Linked DNA regions of Homo sapiens: region 1 is linked to region 2. The links are chromatin contacts, found by Hi-C or POLR2A ChIA-PET in ENCODE. All regions are on one chromosome and are shown on one strand. Each heading gives the region's core, a stretch centred on a gene start or an enhancer-like site at or near the end of the contact. The rest is flanking DNA. Distances are from core to core; before and after follow the strand shown.

The links. A loop is a pair of places that touch in the nucleus more often than their neighbours do. ChIA-PET counts read pairs that join two places held with the same protein, here RNA polymerase II (POLR2A). Pooled maps may share reads with other maps.
Region 1: a map of CD8-positive, alpha-beta T cell shows a loop between it and region 2 (27-fold over the local background). The contact joins the promoter of THAP6 here to the promoter of GRSF1 in region 2. A Hi-C loop is called at or near these places in 1 of 168 maps with a recorded cell type or tissue (CD8-positive, alpha-beta T cell) and 10 of 50 pooled maps. POLR2A ChIA-PET finds 5 or more read pairs at or near these places in 1 of 52 experiments (activated T-cell).

What each region holds. Positions count from the first base shown.
Region 1 is chr4:75,512,602-75,518,716 of GRCh38, reverse strand. THAP6 (THAP domain containing 6) reads right to left here and starts at 4,244. Exons shown (of 5, transcript NM_144721.6): 1 at 4,197-4,244; 2 at 3,185-3,284; 3 at 1,738-1,945. The coding sequence starts at 3,264. It overlaps RCHY1 (ring finger and CHY zinc finger domain containing 1), which reads left to right and starts at 4,314. Exons shown (of 9, transcript NM_015436.4): 1 at 4,314-4,520. The coding sequence starts at 4,431. RefSeq lists enhancers at 3,549-3,768, 3,344-4,274, 4,109-4,588, 4,275-5,205.
Region 2 is chr4:70,836,772-70,843,499 of GRCh38, reverse strand. It overlaps GRSF1 (G-rich RNA sequence binding factor 1), which reads left to right and starts at 3,610. Exons shown (of 10, transcript NM_002092.4): 1 at 3,610-4,029. The coding sequence starts at 3,673. LOC124900710 (a long non-coding RNA gene) reads right to left here and starts at 4,508. Exons shown (of 3, transcript XR_007058131.1): 1 at 4,355-4,508. RefSeq lists silencers at 3,343-3,592, 3,653-4,202 and enhancers at 3,599-4,252, 4,253-4,907.

The sequences.
Region 1 (6,115 bases), core at 2,995-5,494, 4.7 Mb before region 2:
TGTAGGAAAATATTTAATGTCATGGAGAGTAGTAGTTAATAGTAGACTCTGAAGTCAAAATGCCTGGGATCAAATCTAGCCTCTGCCATTTAATAGAGGTGTGACCCTGGGAAGGGCATTCTAGTTCTCTGGGCCTCAGTTTTCTCAAGTGATAAAATGAAAATAATAATAGTATTTACCTGACATGGTTCTTTCAAGGACTGAGTTAATAGACATGTAAAGTACTTGGAATAGTGCCTGGCACATAGTACACACTATTTTAAAAAACCCAATAAAGCAAATAAAGGAAAAGGTATACAGTATAATTCTATTTCCAGAAGATTATCTATATAAGTATAGATGCATATTTACGGATAATTACAAAGATACAGATCAAAGTGTTCACAGTATTATCTATGGATTATGTGATTATTTTATTTTTGCTCCTATAATCTTATTTTCTAAAATGAAAAATTTATTTGTTATAAGAAAATCAATAGTTTTTGAAAGTTGGTAACTTATGGTTTATTTGATTTATTATGCCCATATTTCTTAAGGTCCCCTTAACATTACGGCTAGATGACACCTTGGTGGTAGGAAAAAAAACAAAAGCCCTAGACCAACTTTCCCAAGATACTGTATATTTATTAGCACCGAAGAAAGTGAGGCATTCTCTACCTGATCACTCAGGTTCTACAATATGACCAACTGCAGAAAGTGACCAGGACTGCATGGGAGCGGGTACGCTTTTGGCTACTTCTCTTGTTTTTAGTTGCCAGGAAGGAGATCCCTTTCAATGGAGGCTCTCCCTGAATTTTCCACATTGGAATCAATCAATCAATGTCTATAGGTTCTAGAAATTCACTTTCAGGTATACAAAGTCAAGAGAGATACTGAGGGTGAGGCAGCCAACCCATGGGAATATTACCCAGAAAAAACATGGAATTCAATTAGCGTTTACTTATTTGACTGTTCTTTCTTTTCCTGACCTTTTCTTCTCCTGTTCTTAGATCTCTTTTTTGGTTTTCTTCCTTTTGATCCTACCTAGACTTTATGCTTGCATGTATGTGGCTCTTACAAGTACTTTAGTCCTGTTAGTGGTTCTACTCCTGACTTCTGCCCCAGTGTTAAGGACTGCCAACTTGGAACATCAGTTCAACCTTCTTACGTTAACTTCCATTTTTAGACAAAAATCTTCAGTTATGCTAATTCCTAAAGTCAGCCCACTTCATCAAACCTTAGTAATATACAAATATTTATGAGTGGTTACTGGTAAAATACTCCTACTACACATTACAAAAGTTGAAGATGCAGTCTACAAATTTAAAACTTCAAGAACAGACTTCAAATGAATAAGCAAACAATAAAAATGTTAGCAAGAGTGGTGAAGGTTCTTCAATAGTATCATAAAAAGTGAGCAATGGCCAGGCACGGTGGCTCATGCCTGTAATCCCAGCACTTTGGGACGCCGAGGAGGGTGGATCACGAGGTCAGGAGTTCAAGACCAGCCTGGCCAAGATGGTGAAACGCCATCTCTCCTAAAAATACAAAAATTAGCCAGGTGTGGTGGCAGGTGCCTGTAATCCCAGCTTCTCGGGAGGCTGAGGCAGAGAATTGCTTAAACCCTGGAGGCAGAGATTGCAGTGAGCTGAGATCGCGCCACTGCACTCCAGCCTTGGTGACAGAGCGAGACTCTATCTCAAAAAAAAAAAAAAAAAAAAGTGAGCAATGATGGTAAACAGTATCTCATAAACAAACCTGTAGGTGATATGGAGAATCAAAGATAGAAGGTATGACTCCAGGTTTCAGTTTAATATTTGGAGCACTTCTGTCAAAATCTGTCTTCTTAAAGTGCCTCGAACACAACACATCTCCTTTTTTAGGCTCCCAAATGCCGGCTGCATTCACATCAAGTCTTTTCATTGCTAATACCCATTTCCTTTTGATGTTTTCATCTGTGGGGAATCTAGAAAAAAAATACAAAAAATATTTTAAAATCAAATACTATTGCTATATAATTGAATTAAAGCTGCCTTATACAACTGTGACTAAATTGATTCGTTAACTAGTTTATTAGTCTTGAGAATTATAATATTTAGGAAACCATAATTCATGCTTTTGTTACTTTCCGTTTTAATATTCAGATTTTCTGCCAATCATGCTGCAGATATATGGCCCTCATTTCATTTTTTCTCACATTATAAGGAAGAAAAGTTTCAATGGATATTTAGCATCTTATAGTAAGATCCACAATTGAAGGTATTTATTCATCTATAGATGATAAAAGAATTATCACTTGGGCCTTTTCCTATCTGAAATGATATCCAGAATTTATCCTCGATAAAAAGGGCCCCTTGTAATTCCATTCTTCTGTCAGCACCAGAAAATTGCTTAGTACAGCATTTAATACATAGCAGGTCTACAGATGCTTAGTGAATGAATGCAGAGAATAGCTGCAGTGTGGAGTTCTGGAGATCAGAGCTATTTTGAGAGATATGAAGGCCTAATAGCCATATCTTACTCAATTTTCAAGCTGGTTCAAATTTTTCTAAAATAAGGTAGGATATATATGCTCAGTTTTGATTTATTATATCTAACAAAATAGCTAGGAGATCTTTCTCTAACACATAGGACAGTGCCTGGCACAAAAGCAGCAAAATAAACCTTTAACAAGTGAACAACTATTAAATCTTATTACTCCTTCACTTACTCCTTCATGGCTGTCAAGAGAATGGCTAAAATATGAAACTAAAATCATTTTGATTTATTTGCAACACAGCTAAAGATCCCTTGGTCTTAACTTGTAATTTGTATTTTTTCTCTATAACCTATGCTTGATCTACTTCTAAATAGAGAGGGCAATATATTCGAGCAAAGCTCCTTCATTCAGATTGTAAACTACATGTAAACAACATTGAATTTCTTTGGCGGTGTGATAAAATACAAAGTAATAATATTAGCAAAAGTTAGCCTTATGGTATTTTTTGTAAACCAGTCTCTGATATCTTAAAGTCTCTGATATCTTAAAACTTTTAAACTAAATTATAAACATGTAAAGGTATCACATTGTCACTTCAAATTTAACAAAAAGGTTATTTAAAAAGGACTCGGGAACTAAAGTTCAAAATTGAAGACTTAAGTAGAACTGTCTTTTGCTTTTTATAACATGGCCAAAGTATTTGGCTTAACTACAGCAAAATCTTACACGTGAAATGTCAGTCCTTTTAACTTCGAATTTGGCAAGCAGCGAGAAGCACATCCAATGGCGGAGCAGCATTTCACCATTTTAGCAACTCATAACAAAACTGAAAGAAAATTAGAATGTTAAGAGTTAGTAACCGGAAAGCTGAAGGGGAATATTTTCCCTTTCCCGGTGTTTTAGGAAACACAAAATCAGGATAGAAAGCTAAAGACAAATATCTTCTTCTAACACCTGCAGCTTTGCTTACATCATTTTCCAGGGCCTTGACTCTTTAATAAGGAGAAACATATTTAGCTGTGTACCCCGAGTATGATTTCAATTTTGTTGGCTTGTACATTTTCCTTCCACCTTCTAACAGGTACCATGTTCTTTGTGCCACAAAGCCTTTTGCACACTAACTCCTACCCATCTTTCAGCCCTCGGCTTGCATCGCTTCCCCAGGGAAGCCTTCCCTCACTGACACTCAGATTGTCAGAGCTGCTCTAATATTAGCTCTCACAGGACACACACTTCTTCCTAGCACTTCTCCAGGTTGTAATCTTACATTTATTGCAGTGATTGCTCTTATTAATGTCTTCCTCCTCCACCAGTCTTGTTAGTTCCATGAGGTCATGGTGGAGTGTGTCTATTTTTCCTTACTTTTTGTCCTCACGGTTTAGCTGGTGACTGGCAATAGTGAATGTCAGTACATATTTTGAAAGAACAGCAAGTAAACGGGAAAGGGAGGAAGCAAGAAGCACTTCGAGGTGCCAGCGAGCACCCTGGCGTCCAAGAGCAGCGCGCGGGACCCGCTGAGCCCAGGGCCCGGGCCGAGCTCCGCCCCTTTCTCCAGGCTCCCCGCCACCGGAGGGAGAGAGGGAGGACCCGTCACAGGTAACGATGCGCCCAGTGAGCGTCCTTTCCTCTGGGGCCAACCAGCGTCTCCGCGCCGCTGCCGCCAACCTCGCGCCGAACTACGCCCTGAGATTTGGGCGGGTAGCGATTGGGGGAAAACAGGCAACCTAAGAGTTATTACCGTTAGCAGCGAAGACTGCGACTAACGTCAACGACGGAGACTGCGTCTGCCTTCGCTTCCGCCTCGTAGCCCCGGGAACCGGAAATCCGTCTGCCCCGGGTCACGTGCTTAGGAGCCATATTGTCGCTAGTGGCCGCTGGGGCTGGGAGGGGTGTGCTAGAGAGGCGCAGCTTCTCTGGGCGTGGTTTTTATCCTGGGGGAAGGATCGGTGGAATGTGAGGGGAGGTGGAGGAGATGGCGGCGACGGCCCGGGAAGATGGCGCCAGCGGTCAAGAGCGAGGTCAGCGGGGCTGCGAGCACTATGACAGAGGATGTCTCCTAAAGGTGACGCCTTCTATGGACTCTTCCCTGACAAGCTTCCGTCAGGTTGGGCTGGGGCGGGCTGGGCAGGTGGTTAGGCTTGGATTTAAGTTTGAGGTTAACCTGATTTTCAGGATACCTTTTCCACCTGGAACTGGGTTCTTCTTGAGGAGAACGTTTTTGGCAAGGCGATAAGCCCCACCTTTCCTACCTGCTTCGTACCTTTAAAGCAAAACCCTTCTTGGGAAGTGATTAGGCTTGCACAGTGGTCTCTGCCAGTGGGCTTATTCGTCTTTTGCTGCCGAAGTAGACTGAGGCAGCCCCGGGCCTGTACTGGGGTTTTCCGTTCAGGTGTGTGATGAAATAATGGAAGTGGAGATAATGGAAATAAGCAAGTGGAGAACCCGAATACGATTTCAGCTCCTGTGGTAAAGTTTTATAGCCTGCCAGCTTCATGTTAAAGGCAGTGCACATGTTCAGACGTAGGAGAAAACGTGTGTCCCAAAAAAGAAGACAATCATGTAATTGCCATTAAATAGGAAATTATGCATAGGAAAGTGCCTAATAAGCATGTATTGTTACTCTGAGAAAACTTCTTAATCTGTATTTTTTTTTAAATTGGCACGTATTCAATTGAAGTTTCCTGATTTTCCTTGCAAGAAACAGTACAAAAATTTTGCTTAGAAAACTTGAGCTTTGGAACCTCAACCGCCCTATCCCCAAATCTTAGCTCTCCTCTTTAATAACTGATTTTAGCTAGCTCCTCTCTACCCCGTATGTAAAATGGAGATGATCGCGCCTGTTTCATAAAAGTGTATGAGGATTATATACTAAAGGGCGTGTATAGTGTTTAACAGGGCGCATTCCCTGAAGTAAATGAGTAGTAAATATATACCACCATGACTGTTACTATCATCGTCAATCTGAGTATTATTATTTTTTGTTCTTTCACTTCACAAGTCAGCCTTGCTGGTCACTGCCTCATTATTAGAAGCAAGTTCAAGTCTCAGGCCTGTACGTGCATCCTAAACTCTTTTCTATAGGTCATGGCTTGACGAACATTGCTCCACTGAACTGGATGAAGCTCCTTAAAAATGTTGGTCATCCACCAAGTGTTGTGTAAGGAAATTGAATGCTATCCTTATGATTCAATTTCTACTGAGATGTATTATTATTCTTTCAAACTTGAGGTCTAAAACGGAATTTAACATCTTGGTGCCCCCCATAAACCACACAATTAGATCTGTGTATCATAGCACTAAGATACTTCGCCCTAGGTGTCAAACAGTTTTTGCCTTCCCCCGCCCCCCCCCCCCCCTTAAATACCAGAGGCCAAGTGAAGTATTTCAAGGAGGATGTGGTCAGCTGGGTCAAATGCAGCTGTTTGAGTAAGATAACTGAGAATTGCCCTTTGGATTTGGCAAGGAAGAGGTCACTGGTGATCTTGACAAGAGGAGTTTTAGTGGAGAGATCAGGATTAGAGTGAATTTAGGAAAGAATGGGAGGAGTGGAATTGAAAATAGCACTTATAGGGTATTCTTGGGGTTTAGCTGTAAAGGGGAGCAAAAAAAAGATGTGGTTGCTGGGAGATCTGGCACCATATTTTTTCCTCTTTAAGA
Region 2 (6,728 bases), core at 2,361-4,860:
CCACTGCGCCCGGCCTCAGCTTTTATAAATCTTAATTGGCTTTTATTTTCTATTCTAGAATCGGGCAACATCTCATTCTATAGAGTGAGTGTTTTGATGAGCTGAGCAAAGGAGGTTGGGTTTGTAGATAGAAAAGGGCCAAGGAAAGTAGAAACAGAGAATACAAAGCAGATTGGTTGTTTCAGGTATTTTCCCTATAAAGGTCAAAGCAAAGGGGCCTTCCTTATCCTGCCAGCTAACACCAGTCTGTTTGAGGATTTGGCCATTATCTGTCTCTCCTGATTACTCAGAAGGTCAAATAAACTTAGTTTCAGCTTGGTCTTGTGGAAGGTGAGTAACTGCATTTTGGTTTGGTCTTTTGGGCATAGTAGAAGAGCTCAGTCCAAACCAATGGCCTCTTATAATTTAATTTTATTTATTTATTTACTTTTGAGACAGGGTCTCACTCTGTCATGAGGATGGCAGGTGCTACTTTGGAGTGCTGGAGTGCAGTGGTGCGGTCTCAGCTCACTGAAGCCTCAACCTTGTGGGCTCCGGTTTTAGGGTCAGTTTGTGCTGTGAGAGAGCGTGTGACCTTTTGGGACTACAGGCAGGTGTCACCACGCCCAGCTAATTTTTTGTATTTTTAGTAGATACGGGATGTCGCCAGGTTGCCCAGGCTGCCTCTTATTATTTATACTCCTGATTATAAAGTACAGGATTTCTGTCTATTTAGGTTTCCAATCCATTCAGATTTTTATGTTATAGATGATGACTGCTGCTATTAAGAAAATGAGGGCAAGAGTAAATATAGGCAGAGTCTCCAATACATCAGCAACCTGTTATTTGTAGTGATGATCTGTTAGGAAGGGCTAACCCATTTTCCTTCTTGAAAGGGAGGCTTACGAAAAGAAAAATAGGTCAGGTGTGGTGGTTCATGCTTGTAATCCCAAGCACTTTGGGAGGCTGAGGCAGGAGGATTACTTGAACCCGGGAGGTCAAGGCTAGTGTGAGTCATATTCCCACCACTGCACCCCAGCTCGGGCAAAAGAGCAAAACCCTGTCTCTATATAAATAAGTAACTCTAGGATTCCCAAATCTTGCAGATGAAGAAACCCCCTTCTCTTTTTTGGCTGGGGTGGGGAAGACTAGCCTGTTCTTTGTTTTCCTTGGGAAGTTACAGGATTACTGATGAACAAAATTACTGTTCAGGGAAGAGACATCCAGTGGCTTCTATGTCCAGGCCCATTCCCAGGAACCACATTTCCAGAGGGGCCTCAACCCCTGAGGCCTCAACTGGCCCCTTTCCAGGTATCCAAGAACAAATCACGAACAAGCAGTGGGAAACAAAAACCAGCCTGACCTCAGCACCTGCTCTCACCCCAAAGGGAGGTGAGGGCTGCTGGCATTGGTGGGTCCTGGGCCTAGCCTCTAGCCAGAGGATGTGGGGACCTCTCTTGGGGGCCTGCCCTTCCCACACCCCCTCTCCCAGCCAGGCTGTCTTGGACATTTCTGGGACTCCTCTGAGGGATCATGGTTCTTGCTCTGGGGTTTTCTTTTGTCATTTTAACACTGAGGCATCCCAGCCTCCCTTCCTGGAAGATGGAGTATTTGCACTGTTGCCTTTTCTTTTGTCCCTGTTTTTGTATAAAAATGACAATACTCTCCGTCGGACTGTATTTTAGCCCAAAAAACAAAACTAAACCCCTTTTTCTTTGATACTCCAGGTTCATAGAGCCAAGCCTATCAATTTTTTTCTTGTTCTTTGTTTTTTGGTTGGGGAAAGGGTTTTCTAAGAAATACTGAATTTTCCTTACCTAAAAGTAGTCCAGGTTAAACAAGTCAAACTTTAAATGTAATACCCATTGCTTTAAAATATTCTAGCAAAGAAAATAAGGTCTGGAAGATGGTGGTAGGGGATAGATGAAACAAGACTGAAAAGTGTTGACAATTTATGAAGTTCTGGAAATTCATTCTGCTCTTCTGTTTGACATTTTCCACAGTAAGGAGTTTTTAAAAATACTAGCTTTCTCTTATTTTTTACTCTAACAACTTCCTTTTGCTTGTCTTTGACAAGTCCTGGCTCAGGAGGAGAAAAGCTGCACAACCAGTCTTTGTGTATGTGTGTGCAAATCTCTGTGTGTTCACTTGTGAATACAGTTTCATTAGGGGAGGGTTCACCTTTGTTATGTATTATCAGTACATAATAAATATATATGTTTTCTTTTATTTTTTTAGAGACAGGGTTTCACTCTGTCACCCAGGCTGGAGTTCAGTGGTGGCAATCATAGCTTACCACAGCCTCTACCTTCTGGGCTGAAGCAATCGGCCTCCCAAGTAGCTGGGACTACAGGCCCACGCCATCACACCCAGCTTTATTTATTTTTTGTATAGACGGGGTCTCCCTATGTTGCCCAGGCTGGTCTGGAACTCTTGGGCTCCAGTGATCCTCTCACTTCAGCCTCCCAAAGCGCTGGGATTATAGGCATGAGCCACCACGCCAGGCCTATATTTCATTTTAAAACAACGAAGTTCTCCTTCCTCACATACCTCAAATTCGGGGGGTACCAAATCTCTGATATTATCCCAACGATTTTTTTATAACCAAGGTATCACAATTCCTTTCAGAAAGGGTTCTTTAGCCACTCACACCACGGGTTTCGGTGGCACAGCGCAGGGCAGCACAGACTTGTGCTACAGCTCTCGGCCCTACCCAGAGCAGGATGGCCCTAACCTAATTTTTTTGTTTGTTTGTTTGGAGATGGCGTCTCACTCTGTCGCCCAGGCTGCAGTGCGGTGGCACGATCTTGGCTCACTGCAACCTCCGCCTCCTGGGTTCAAGCGATTCTCCTGCCTCAGCCTCCTGAGTAGCTGGGATTACGGGCACCCGTCACCACACCCGGCTAATTTTTGTGTTTTTAGTAGAGACACAGTTTCACCATGTTGGCCAGGCTGGTCTTGAACTGCTGACCTCAGGTGATCCGCCCTACCTCGGCCTACTAAAGTGCTGGGATTACAGGCGGGAGCCACCGCGTCCGACCTAATTTTTTGTATTTTAGTAGAGACGGGATTTCACCGTGTTGCCTAGGTTGGTCTCGAACTCCTGACCTCAGGCAGTCCACCCGCCTCTGCCTGCCAAAGTGCTAGGATTACAAGAATGAGTCACTACGAATGAGTCACTGCGCCAGGCCCCTAGCCTCACTTACTTTGGGCCTCAGTTTCCACCGCCTGAAAAAAGAGCAGTTCGATTGCACCCACTTCCCCGGGCCCCGCCCAAACCATGGGCAGCCCCGCCCAAACCATGGGCAGCCCCGCCCAAACCATGGGCAGCCCCGCCCAAACCATGGGCAGCCCCGCCCAAACCATGGGCAGCCCCGCCCAAACCATGGGCAGCCCCGCCCAAACCATGGGCAGCCCCGCCCAAACCATGGGCAGCCCCGCCCAAACCATGGGCAGCCCCGCCCAAACCATGGGCAGCCCCGCCCAAACCATGGGCAGCCCCGCCCAAGGGCGGAGACTGGGCGGAGCGTCGCGCTCTCCTCCACCTCCTTCCGACTCTCGGAGGCCCCCCACCCAGTGCCCGCGGCGCATGTGCCAGGCACACCCCACCCCCAACCGGCCCTGGATTCCACTTCCGTTCCACCATCGCTGCTGGAGCAGCTGCCTTCAGGCCCTGCGCCGCCTCCGGAGTCCATGGCCGGCACGCGCTGGGTACTCGGGGCGCTGCTCCGGGGCTGCGGCTGTAACTGCAGCAGCTGCCGGCGCACCGGCGCCGCCTGCCTGCCCTTCTACTCCGCCGCTGGCTCTATCCCGTCGGGCGTCTCGGGCCGCCGCCGCCTGCTGCTGCTGCTCGGGGCCGCCGCGGCCGCTGCCTCCCAGACGCGTGGCCTCCAGACCGGGCCTGTGCCTCCCGGGAGGCTGGCGGGGCCTCCCGCTGTGGCCACCTCTGCCGCGGCCGCGGCCGCCGCGTCCTACTCTGCCCTCCGTGCCTCTCTGCTGCCGCAGTCGCTGGCGGCGGCGGCCGCCGTCCCGACGCGCAGCTACAGCCAGGTACGTGGGCGCCGTGAGGGACCTGGCGCGAGATCCCTCCCGGGCCGCGTGCACGCGCCCCCGCGCCCCTCCGTCCCTCCGTGTGCGCCTCGCGGGCACGCCCGGGGATCCGCGACACTCGCCGCACACCCGCCCCCGTCCACCCTGTGCTCCTATTGGGCCCTGGAACAAGGGAAGCTCTCCCAGGCGTCGGGTCTTCTGCTTGTTTTGTTCTCGCCTCGAGTCTCTGGTCGGTTGGGCAGTGTAAGTGTGGCTGGGGTGAATGTTGAGGCCTTGTTCCCCGCCTGGCCCATGGTAGGTTTCGTGAGGCTGCTGACGCCCCCACCTCGCATCTTCTTGCTTTCCGCCGGCTGGTTGTGAAGTTGCGAGGCCCGAGCCCGCCGGAGGGTTGGGAGTTTCCGTGCAGCCCGAGCGCTAGGCCTGGGCGGCCCTCGGCGCCTCTCGGTCGGCCGCTGCTGGGAAGGTGCGCGCACACAGTTGCGTGGGCTGGCTTGTAGGGAAGGAGCCTGTCCCCATCGCGCCGTTCCCTCTCCTGTCCCCAGGGAAAGACGAGCTGTCCCGGTTTACTGAAGGTCACCTCTGCAACTCCACTCATACAGAAGGTCTTTAAGGACTGTGTGTCGCCTCGTCTGGGAAAGCAGTTTGGAGATTTAGCTGTTGGGGGGAGGGGGTGAATGGGAGGGAGCGTTGAGGGTTGAGGACACAACTTGGGGTCCCAGGAATGAATTTGCAATGTTTTCCTTTCCATTTTTTCTTTATTTTTTTAGAAAAGTCGGTGTGTAGTTAGATTGCAAATATTTTGTGCTTTGTAGATGAACCTTTCTCTTCTTGGTACGTGGCATCTGGGAAGTGTCTGCACACTTTTTAACTACCCAGCCCCTGATTCCTTAGGTCATATTTATCTTAATTCAATTTGTGCTTCTCCTTTAACTTAGGGAGACTGGGAGGCTAATCAGCATGGCTGCTGTCTGCCAGTGGCTGAGCTAATTGATTTGAATCCTGGCCCAATACTTTACGCTGCCTTTTTCTGTAAAAGCTTGTGATGCTTATGGAATTATGGAAAAATGGGGAAAGTTGTCTACAAAAACCACAACAAAACCATCTCCAGTAAACCTTTGTGAGCTAGCTTCTCTCTTTTTTTTTCTATGAAATTGACTGCGGTGATATCTGTAGAGCATCTACTATGTGTTAGACACTGCTTACATTTATTCCTTAAAACTAAACATTAAGCCTTTTTTTTTTTTTTTTTTTGGAGACCGAGTCTCGCTCTGTCGCCCAGGCTGGAGTGCAGTGGAATGATCTCGGCTCACTGCAAGCTCCGCCTTCCGGGTTCACGCCATTCTCCTGCTTCAGCCTCCCGAGTAGCTGGGACTACAGGCGCCCGCCACTGCGCCCAGCTAATTTTTTGTATTTTTAGTAGAGACGGGGTTTCACCGTGGTCTCGATCTCCTGACCTCGTGATCCGCCCGCCTCTGCCTCCCAAAGTGCTGGGATTACAGGCGTGAGCCACCGCGCCCGGCCTAACATTAAGCCTTAATGAAAATTATAGATAGGGCTGGGCGCGGCACTTTGGGAGGCTGCGGCGGGTGGATCACCTGAGGTCAGGAGTTCGATAGCAGGCTAACCAACATGGTGAAACTCCGTGTCTACTAAAAAAATGCAAAAAAATTAGCCGGGCGGGGTGGCGGGCGCCTGTAATCCCAGCTACCCGGGAGGCTGAGGCAGGAGAATCCTTTGAACCCGGGGAGGTTGCAGTGAGCCGAGATTGTGCCATTATACTCTAGTCTGGGCGACAAGAGCGAAACTCCGTCTCAAGAAAAAAGAAAAGAAAAGAAAATGACAGATAGTAGAAAGATATCTCTGTCCTTAGTCCGGTAGAGTGCAAGTCTTTTTTTTTTTTTTTTTTTGAGACGGAGTCTTGCTCTGTTGCCCATGCTGGAGTGAAATGCCGAGATCTCAGCTCACTGAAACCTCTACCTCCCGGGTTCAGGCGATTATCCTGCCTCAGCCTCCCGAGTAGCTGGGATTACGGGCACACGCCACCACACCCGGCTCATTTTTTGTATTTTTAGTAGAGATGGGGTTTTGCCATGTTGGCCAGGCTGGTCTTGAACTCCTGACCTCGTGATTCGCCCACCTCGGCCTCCCAAGGTGCTGGGATTACAGGCGTGAGCCACCGCACCTGGCCCAGTAGAGTGCAAGTCTTAAAGCCTGAGTTGTCTTCTTAGGTTATGGTTGTAGTGCTTCGTGGATTCTTACTAAATTCCAGTTTTACTTAATCCGATAAAAGAGACTTTACAAGTCTGTAGCCTCACACTGCTGCCGTTGTCTTTAAGATCTTTCCCTTAATCACTTGGTCTGGCATACCAGCTGACAGAGGAATATTCCCAAGGCGTCCTGCTGTCTTGTTGATTTACCCAGTCCTCAGTGTCTTGTATTAACTTATCTTTGCCTACCAAGTGAAGGACACACATTGAGCTCCACACTCAAGGCCCTCTGCTCTATGGTACCAACCTCTTTTGCCAGGTCACCTTCTTTGGCTCCTAATTTAAACAGTTGGAATTAATTGCTGTTATTCAAATGGGCATTTGGTCGTACTGCTTCTTTCTCTCGCCTTCAAACTGGAATACCCTATCTTTTATATCCTCATAAAAATTCTATCCTTCCTTCAAGGCCCATCTCATGTCACATCCTGATTC